Regions from separate parts of the Homo sapiens genome. Here region 2 is linked to region 1. A link is a loop called in an ENCODE intact Hi-C map of the cell type or tissue named here. Cell type or tissue: PC-9. All regions are shown on one strand. Links, peaks and the distances in the headings refer to the core of each region. The heading gives the core; the rest is flanking DNA. Region 1 overlaps CPE (carboxypeptidase E). Region 2 has its middle 7.4 kb from the start of KLHL2.

The links. Peaks named below come from ENCODE experiments on the same cell type or tissue, not always from the same donor. Only the 100,000 strongest peaks of a DNase experiment are listed, where the experiment ranks them.
Region 2: a loop joins it to region 1, with 3.0 times the contacts of the local background. A loop is called at or near these places in 9 of 110 quality-filtered maps.

What each region holds. Positions count from the first base shown.
Region 1 is chr4:165,462,431-165,467,746 of GRCh38, reverse strand. CPE (carboxypeptidase E) reads right to left here. Exons shown (of 9, transcript NM_001873.4): 2 at 3,161-3,357; 3 at 1-59. Among named protein-coding and RNA genes, the nearest start is that of MIR578, 79 kb to the right of the region's middle. In PC-9, for the core only: CTCF peaks have their summits at 2,570 and 2,773 (motif pointing right); a DNase peak (open chromatin) is centred at 2,746.
Region 2 is chr4:165,197,492-165,202,883 of GRCh38, reverse strand. No RefSeq gene overlaps it. Among named protein-coding and RNA genes, the nearest start is that of KLHL2, 7.4 kb to the left of the region's middle. In PC-9, for the core only: no CTCF peak of the experiment used is centred there; a DNase peak (open chromatin) is centred at 2,973; H3K4me3 peaks cover 445 bases; H3K27ac peaks cover 1,718 bases.

The DNA.
Region 1 (5,316 bases), core at 1-5,000:
TTCAGATCTATTCCCTGGGCATTGCTTCGACCCACAAACCAGTCCTTGAGTTCACCAGGCTAAAAAAAAAAAAGTCAAAGAGAAAAATCATTAGTTGCTTATTATTATGTCACTTTCTATTTAAGGTCCCTATCAATGCTCTTTAAAATAACTATTAAGATTATTTACTTCAACAATGCCCTCCCATGTCAGCATTTTCACTACTTTACTTATATAAACATGAAGGTATCAGATTTAAAGTACTGTGATGGGCCGCATAATGACATTTCTTACCACGACTGACAGACTATACAGCAGTGATCCCATAAGACTATAATGGAGGTGAAAAATTCCTATTGCCTAGTGACATTTTGATGATCCTGACCCTGTGTAGGCCTAGGCCGATATGTGTGTTTGTGTCTTAGTTTCTTTTTCTTTTTTCTAAGAGACAGGGTCTCACTCTGTTGCCCAGGCTTGGGTGCAGTGGCATAATCACAGCTAACTGTAACCTCAAACTCCTGGGTTCAAGTGATCCTCCCTCCTTGGCCTCCCAAAGCACTGGGACTACACATGTGCACAATCATGCTAGGCTAAGTTTTTTATTTTTGGTAAAGACAGGGTCTCGCTATGTTGCTCAGGCTGGTCTCAAACTCCTGGCCTTAAGCAATCTTCTCCTCTGGGCCTCCCAAAGCACTGGGATTATAGATATAAGCTGCTGCACACAGCCTGTGTCTTATATTTAACAAAACATTTGAAAAACTAAGAAACCATTAAAATGCTTTAAAAAAGTTTTAAAAATAGAAAAAAGCTTGTAGAATAAAGATATAAAGACAGAAAAGATTTTTGGACAGCTGTACAATGTGTTGTGTGTTTCAATCTAAGTGTTATTACAAAGAGTCCAAAAGGTTTTTAAAGTTTAAAAGTTTATAAAGTAAAAAAGTTACAGTAAGGTGGCCAGGTGCAGTGGCTCACGCCTGTAATCCCAGCACTTTGAGAGGCCAAGGTGGGTGGATCATGAGGTCAGGAGATCAAGACCATCCTGGCCAACATGATGAAACCCCGTCTCTAATAAAAATATAAAAAATTAGCTGGGCATGATGGCACGTGCCTGTAATCCCAGCTACTTGGGAGGCTGAGGCAGGAAAATAGCTTGAACCAGGGAGTCGGAGTGTGCAGTGAGCCGAGATCATGCCATTGCACTCCATCCTGGTGACAGAGTGAGACTCCATCTCAAAAAAAAAAGAAAGTTACAGTAAGGTAAGTTTAATTTATTACTGCAGGAAGAAAAATAGTTTTTATAAATTTAGTGTAACCTGAGTGTACAGTGTTTATAAATTCTATAGTAGTGTACAGTAATGTCCTAGGCCTTCACATTCACTCACCACTCACTCATTGACTCACCCAGAGCAACTTCTGGCTCCATTCATGGTAAAAGCCCTGTCCAAAGGTACTGTTTTTATCTTTTATGCTGTATTTTCACTGTACCTTTTCTATGTTTAGATACACAAATAGTTACTAGTGTGTTGCAGTTGCCTACAGTATTCAGTACAGTAACATGCTGTACAGACTTGTAGCCTAGGAACCATGGGCTATATCACATAGCCTAGGTGTGTAGTAGGCTACACCATGCAGGTTTATGTAGGTGCACTCTAGAATGTTCACAAAATGACAAAATCACCCAACATTGCATTTCTCAGAATGCTTCCCCATTATTAAGAGATGCATCACTGTACTTGTCATAAGTATTTTGAAAATATGTTCGATGAATAATATTTTAAATGTTAATAATATAAAGAGATATTTATCAAATTTCACAATATATATTCACTAGTTATAAATGACCTATTTCAAAGCATATCATTCTATAATTAGATTTAAGTAAAATATTCATTGCCTCTGTAAATCACAGCAACCTATTTTTTAAATATTTAGAAGAATAACTAAAGATTAGAAGCTTAAAATGAATTTAACATGCGTTATAGACTAATAACATGTCTCCCTCTTATAGTCTTCATGAAAAAATATGAACCTAGAACAAAAGTTCTAGGGCTTTATGATTTGAGGAATTTCTCTCCCGTTTAAACTCTTCATTTAACTAATGGTACAATCTGGAAAACTAATAAATTTTCGGTATATTTGTTTCATTTTATAATGTGAATTTTCTTGTTTTACTGTTAAATTATATCACATGATATAGATATATTTCCCACATATTTTAAGTCATGGAAGTTTAGATACCTTAGACTGTGAGGGATAAAAATCTATAAGACAGAAAACAGCAATGATAATCTGTTGCCCATGTGTCTAAAAATTCTGAATATTACCTTAAAATATTAAATAATTTAATTTTATATATTACTAGAATTTTTCTCTCATAACTTTAGAAATCGTATCAATTTTATATTTATTTACAGAAATTGGCTGGGTTTCTTACAATGTCAAACTATGTCATTGGATTTTTTAGCTGTAGATAAACATGCTAAATATTAACTTGAATGTGTTCCCATGTTCCCATAGACTAAGAAAATTATTTTAAACTGTAGAAAACAGCAAATATAATGTCCCCCGCCCCGTCCAATAAAATAGGAACACACACCATATATCTTCTCTTAAAAAGGCATTACTTTCCAGTTCATCTAACAGCGAAGATATATTAAATTATTTTTAGTTAAGAGGTAGGGTTTTCGCTTGTTTTTTAACTTTACTCAGCGTATGTAAAAACCAAGTAAACATCAGTAAAACATTATTCCGGCCAAAAGTATTTCTTCCTTAAATTCAGTAGAGGGCGCTGTGACACTGGCTCATCCACATACACCCATGGCGTTACTCTTCAACAAAAGGCAGTAGATATTTTTTATATTTGTAGATTTTTAAAACAAAACTTACCTAGTCACAAAAATGGATGAATAATTTATTGAAAAACATAAAACAGAACACTATTAGAACATTAACTTCTTAACACAATTTCTGATTTGCAGTCTTCACTGGAAAAACTCACCCATAATCCCTTTCATTCTAAACTATTTTCTTACTGGTGAGTTGAATAATGAATGCATCACTTATGCCCTCCACTGCACCATCTGTAAGCTTTGTGCGAGGGCATAATTTTTAGATAAACATGTATGTACAAACATACAGAAAATGAAGAAAGCACGCCTGATCTGAGCTGCCTGGCACTCACCTGAGACGCTGCCTTCTCAAAGCCATCTGGGTTCAGGGAAGGCATGATGTGAATGCGGGTACTGTGGATCAGGTTGACAATTGTCTCGTTCCCCTTCTGGTATTCGTTGCATAGGTACTGGGCCAAGAAAATGAGCAGTTCTCGTCCAACAGCCTCATTCCCATGCATATTCCCAATGTATTTAAATTCAGGCTCACCTAAAAGATTAATAGATAGCATGGAGATGTTTTCTATGACATACAGAGCCAAATATATTGTATACCTACAAATGTATTATGAATATCTGATGGGTTTTTTCCTCCAGCAGCGATGCCTTAAAAAAAAATCTACCGTAGACATTAAAATACCCCTTCTATCCTTCTATTCCTCGCCTCCCAGCTACCCACCTGTTATGGACTGAACTGTATTCACCCAAAATTAGTATGTTGAAGGTCTAACATCCAATGTGACTGTATTAAGGAGGTAATTAGGGTTAAATTAAGTTATAAGTGTGGAGCTCTGATCCAATAGGACTGTCATCTTTATAAAAAGAGGAAGAGACACCAGAGCCCTCTTTCTCTCCTCTGCACAGAGGAAAGACCATGTGAGAGCACAGTGAGAAGGCGGCAGCCAGGAGGAGAGGCCTCACCAGAAACCACCCCTGCTGCCACCTTGATCTTGAACTTCTAGCCTCCAGGCCTGTGAGAAAATTAATTTCTGTTGTTTAAGCCAGCCAGTCTGTGGATATTTTGCTATGGCAGTCTGACAAGACTAATATACCATCTCACCCACAATAACTAATAATAATAACACACTACGTGCCTCCTATTAAACACTGTGCTTTGCATGTTTTCTTATTTAATCCTGACCAAACATCTAAAAATAAGTATTATTATCCAACTTCATTTTGCAGATAAACAAACTGAAATTCAGACTGCTTAAGAAGACTGTCTCCATAGTTACATGGCCTGGGAAGCCAGGATTCAAATGCTAGTCTTCTGGTTTACTTAAACGTCTATGTTTTTGTTTTTTTGTTTTTATTCCTAAATCATAGTGATTGAGAGGGGCCAGACTGCATGGATTCAAATCCTAGCACCAATTCTTACTGTCTAGGCTTGGGCAAGTTACTTCAGTTCTCTGTGGCTCTGTTTTTCCATCTAAAAATTAGAGATAACAATAGATTCTAGCCCATACGGAAGGTTATTATAAGAACTAAATAAAATAATGAATGTAAATGCTTAGAACAGTGCCTGACAAATAGCAAGTGCTATATGTTTCCTATAATTTTCTTTAATATTATTATTACATGACATTATCTTGTCATTGTGAAGTTCCTTGCCATACATAATCTAATTTTCTCTTCACAACAGCCCACTAAAATGTGTAAGGCATGTATTTTTATTATCCTTATGGTATAAATCAGCCCAAAGAGGATATACTTTGCTGAAGGGCTCAGAATACTAACAAAAGTCACTGTTGCCTGTTTGTGAGACTCTCCATTGCGTTTTAGGAGTAGTAATGAAATTGCAGAACGTAGCAGCAAAGTGATCTCAATTAATCCTGTTGTTCTGCTCGTTTCTGCTTCATCCATCCCACGGGCCCAATTTCTGCATTTACAAAATCACTAAGACTGCTGGTTCTTGGTATAAGAAAGCAAATTAGAATTATTTTTCTCCTGGAAATATGTTAACTAAGCATTCTTTGCATGAGATTCCTGAGTTTCTGAATTAAGTGACTATTCACCCCAGAAAACTATGACCTTGTGGTGACCTCTCAGCCTGAGCTTATGCTAATCTTAATCTAAGGATCAGGTGGGAGCAGGATCGGGGCTATTTATACCCCCCTCAGTTTTTACTTTGAGGGAGAGTCTCTAATAAAATTACCCCTAGGGACTTGCCCAGAAAGTAAGAGAAGAGATGAGGAGGTGTGAGAAGAGATGTTTTCTTGGCTTCTGATTTCAAAGGTAATAATAACCTTCTTCCTTTCTGTAAACTCATGCAGTTTATACCCTCATTTATGTGATGTATTCATTTGATTGAGGCACAGGAGAAACTGCTGCAGCCCATTAGAGAGAGAGAGCAAGTAGCCAGGGGAATATTAGAAGCTGGCTTCACAAGTTTTTTTGAAAAAGTTGCACTAAGAAGGCATTTTGGTCCTGCTCCCTTCCCCAAAACAAC
Region 2 (5,392 bases), core at 91-5,090, 260 kb after region 1:
TGAACATCTTTCTACACAGTCAGCAGTGCTGGGGGGAAGAAAAAGCAAGTAAAATTTCTTGATAAATTATGCGAAGCATTATTAGGTTGTTGTCATTCATCTGAAATTATGCATCCACACATACACAAAAACTTCTCCCCACAGCTTCTGCCTGTCCATTACAGCTGACTGTTAATAGCACAGGCCCTAAGCAAAATTGTGAAATAAGTTTGCCTTGGCATTCTCATTTTTCCCATTTTCTTCTCTTTTTTCATGTGTCAATACATCTCTCACCTTTGACACCATCTACAGGTCTCCAGTGTCCTCTCTCCATCCCTAATCAAAACTTAGAAATGATCAGACATCAGCCAACAGAATGATTAGTGAACTACACTTTAAAACAAATGGCTTTTAGACATGGGGTAACCTCATACTAGTATCATTTGAGCTGAATAATATCTTTATACCCTACCCCTATTGTCTTTCCTAGAATGCATTCCCATGTCATCTATATTATTTTAATTACAAAATTATTTACAAGTTGTGATGTTTAAATGTGTCTTTCATTAATATAGGTATTACTGAATAACACTGTGAAATGAATGCTTTACTTTGATAAGGGACAATGCAGAGTATAGGAGATAAAAAGTATTCTTCTTAAACTCTAGACCTTTTGAGACCATACCTCAGGGAGTTTGTATTACTTGTTCAAATTGTTCACATGCTAATACAAAAAGATAAGTCTTGAATTTCCACATAAATCCTAAAATTTGAGCTCGGCCCAAGTCTTGGAATTATTTTTGCAAGAAAGAGTCCTTTGCCAAGAAATCCTTTCTAGTTCTTAATCTGGTACTAGTCAGCTTCTGGATGCAGAGAAGCATGTTTAATGCAGGATATAAGTGGTTAGTCAATTCCTGAGGCATCCATATTTCTTCATTTTCCTTGTTAAGATCTTGGTAATAATCCAACCCAAGAAATAGAATTAAATCCAGGCTGCATATGTATGAGAACTATTCTTCATTGAACTAAAAATGAACCTGAGCTGCCATTTTGAAGTCTTTGTTAAAAGCCAACTAAAATTAAATCATGAGAAAAATATTCAAAGTCATATTTTCTGAGGCAAACTGATTCAAGCTGATCTTGATTGTATTATATTTAGATATACGTATCAACTTTTTTTCTATGTCACATACGGAAAATACTGACCACCCTATTTTAAATTGCAACTGGCACTCCCCCTGCACCCTCAACACTCCCTAAACTTATTTTCGGATTTGTTTTTTCCCCAAGCACTTATCACAATTTGACCAACTCTGTGTCTTATTTATTTCACGTATTTTCTGTTCTCTTCTTTGGAATGTAAGCTCTATGAAGGCATGAATTTTAGTCTGTTCAGTCCCAGGGCCTAGCAAAATACCTAACACATATTATACATTCAAGAAATACTGTTGAATGAATGAACTGGCACCAACCAAAATGTTTACCTCCAGGAACATATATTCCAACTCAAAATTCAAGCAATGTGCATTTTAATAGATATATGGCTACATCAATGTATCAAATTTATTCTTTTTTACTTTTGGAAGCATATAAACAATGATACCCAGAAATAAAGAAGGTACAGAGAAATTTTCTTTGATTTCAGTGAGTCAATCAGCCAACAAATTTATTGAATGCCTTCTTTGATGATTACACTGTGATAGGTGAGTCCGTCTGGGGGAGCAGTTAGGAGTAATATGAAACTTAGGACAAGGATTCTCCCCTTAAGATAACTGTAATCAACTTCAGTCATAAAAATAAATCCAAATTTTAAATAAAACTAATTATCTCAGCACTTTGGGAGGCTGAGGTGGGAGGATTGCTTGAGTCCAGGAGTTCAAAACTGTTGTGAGCTATGATTGTGCCACTGCACTCTAGCCTGGGTGACAGAGCCAGACCCTGTCTCTAAAAAATAAAGCTAGGCCAGGCACAGTGGCTCACACCTGTAATTCCAGCACTTTGGGAAGCTGAGGCAGATGGATCACCTGAAGTCAGGAGTTCAAGACTAGCCTGGCCAACATGGTGAAACTCCGTATCTACTAAAAATACAAAAAACTTAGCCAGGCATAGTGGTAGGCTCCTGTAATCCCAGCTACTTGGGAGGCTGAGGCAGAAGAATCACTTGAATCTGGGAATTGGAGGTTGTAGTGAGCCAAGATGGTACCACTGCACTCTAGCCTGGGCGACAGAGTAAGACTGTATCTCAAAAAAAAAAATTTTTTTTTTAAATAAATAAAACTAATTAAACAAAAATACCAGACAACAGAGTCTTCACAAGTAAGATAAACTCTGACTTGAGCACTTAAGAAAGAGAAAAGTGGCCGGGCGCGGTGGCTCACACCTGTAATCCCAGCACTTTGGGAGGCTGAGGTGGGTGGATCACTTAAGGCCAGGAGTTCAAAACCAGCCTGGCCAACATGGCAAAACCCTGTATCTACTAAAAAATACAAAAATTAGCCTGGTGTGGTGGCACACACCTATAATCCCAGCTACTCAGGAGGCTGAAGCATGAGAATCACTTGAGCCTGGAAGGCAGAGGTTGCAGTGAGCTGATATGGTGCCACTGCACTCCAGCCTGAGCAACAGAATGAGACTCCATCTAAAAAAAAAAAAAAAAAAAGTTTATCCATGATAAAAGCATGAAGTAGTGTAGTGTGGCACAAATGAAAAGAAGCAGCCAAATGGCAATGGTGGGATAAACATGACTCAGTGACTAATTGGATATGGGGGGCAAGGAAGATGAAGTAGCCTGAAAATATGATGATAGAGTTGGTAAAAATAAGAAAGTCACATGGGATAGATGATGGTGTGTGGTTTTAGGCCTACAGAGTTTGCAGGAACCTCAAGATATCCCAGTGAAATGTCCAGCGGAAAGTTGTAGATTAGCCAGATCAAGGACACCTGGTACAAAGATAGATTCACTCTCATAAAGTTATTGGCCCCTGAAGAAACTGGTAATGCAGCTTTCTGTGGTCAACTACATTGTTCTTCACATTGCTCTGGGCATTGGCTGGCGTCCCAGGGCTGCTTTCTTGGTTGCTAATTTTTAAAATAATTCAAAGCAAATAATACAGGATTACATCCTTTTTTTTTTCACAAGGCTTTACTGGAAAGAAAATGATTACATTCTTATAGTAGAAATTCAAACCATAAAATGAAAGTTCTCATTGACCTTTCCCTTAATCTCCTCACCAGAAGTAGCACATGTTAACAGTTTTAAGTGTATCTTTTCAAACATTTTTCTGTGTAGTTGCATACATATGTGGTACACATGGAAATAGGTGGGTTTGTATTTGTTTCATGTAAGTGGAATCATGCTGTAGGTACCTTCAGCCCATTAGCAGCTGCTAAGGAAGGCTTACTGCCAATTTGCTGTAACTGTGGGAGACCCAGGCAGGGAGAGCTCAGCTGCCAGTTGCCAGTACATGTACAAGTTAAAATGATGCAAATTTCAGGGAAAAACTTGAATACTAGAAGGTTGACTAATGCATTAGGTTAAAGAGTACCTAGTGCCAGGTGGGTACTACATTGCATCTTAGTACCACAGACAACTTCCTCCTCCATTCTGACCAAAACATACCCACTCTTTTGGAAATCTTATTTTTGCTCTAATCCTTAGGGAGATAGATTCAAAGCCACTACTCCTCCAGTAAAGATTCGTTTTTTTAAAAATTGGATTTTACATTGCCTGAAGTTCTTAATATTTCTAGATTCTCTATTTCTATTTTTCATATCTTTTGTTCCAAATTTTACTTTTTCTCTCTATGATTTTTCATTCCAGTTACCTCATCTAGGAAGACCTGGAATGAGGGATTAGAGAGCAGATTTATGGTGGATATCTATTCATTGTATTTTGGTCAAAAGCTGCAGAAATTTTATTCTTTTGTATTTTAGTTCCCAGTTAAACCTTCCTAAAGCCATAGTAATTACATACCTACTTATAATAATGATTTACTTTAAAGCATATTTAAATATTGCAGCAACATGCATTTTATTTAACACAATTCATCTTTAAAGTTCTAACTGTGGGAAGCTGTATGTGTTCATAATTACAGTTTATTTGAATGTGTAGTATTTTTGGAACAGTGAAGCACCATACTTTGGGGGGTGAAATGAAAATAATTTATGTATTTTTAAATGAATCAAAGTTTTTCTTAATGTTCAGTATCTAGGATAATTTGAAAATTCATTGGTTCAGTTTTGTATCATAAGCTATGAATAAAAATATCTTTATACAATGGAACCTCACTTATGTGGTTTTCAAAATCCATCATGTGACCACCACCAACTACTTTGGTAATTGTGGTGATTAAATCATCTTTGAGAGATTTTTCTCTCATACCTTATTCCACACCAAATAATTTTTATGAGTAAGTGGAGGTATCTTTCACAGGGCCAGCTGAAAATGATTCATACTTCACCAACAACTAATTATAGTTATACTCTTAGAAAAATATGGCTGAAGCCTCTTTGAAAACTCAGTTAGTCCATTTACCTAATTTCAAATGGGAGTATAACCGATTTTAAAGGCATTCAGGGAATATTCAAGAACTTTCTCCAGTAACTCATTGTACAATTTTACAGTCCTTTTCAAGATTCAGAACTTAGCACTGTGTTTGCTGTGGAGGCAGATTCAAAATATAACCTGCCCAGAAACAGCTTGCCCACCCCGAGGAAATTTTAGGATATACATACTAAAATTATAGAGGAATATGATTTATGGGTGCAATGATAATTTGGGGGTGGGATTATTCCAGTAACACTTTCTGGAAGAGGTATAATTTGATCTGGACTTCAGGGGACATATAGGATTTAGATTAGCAGAGAAGAAAAGGGAGCAGCTTCCTCATGTAGGGGAAAAAAAAAATAGAAATGTTGGACCTGGCAGAAATTATAGGTCAGCCCTAACTGGAATTGAAGAGCGGTAAGTGAGATTAAAGAAGTTAAGATGAGATATTTTCCCTGGGCCTCCCCCCACACCCCCAAAGCTTTTAAATTTATCTAATAAGCTAGAAACCACTGAGACTTTTTAACAAGGGAGTACAATATTCAAGTATGATATTTAGTGAGATTTATCTGGCTGAAGTAGTTAGACCTAATTAGGAGTTGGGAGATTTTGGAAGGAAGGATATTGATTAAGGAGTCATTACATGTGCATCAAAATTTTAAAAATAGATGTATCCTGTGATATAGCAATTCCACTTCTAGGAATTTATCCTAAAGACATAATCATATGGCCAGGTGTGGTGGCTGAAGCCTGTAATCCCAGCACTTTGGGAGGCCGAGGCAGGCAGATCACTTGAGGCCGGGAGTTCAAGACCAGCTGGCCAACATGGTGAAACCCAGTCTCTACTAAAAATACAAAAATCAGCCA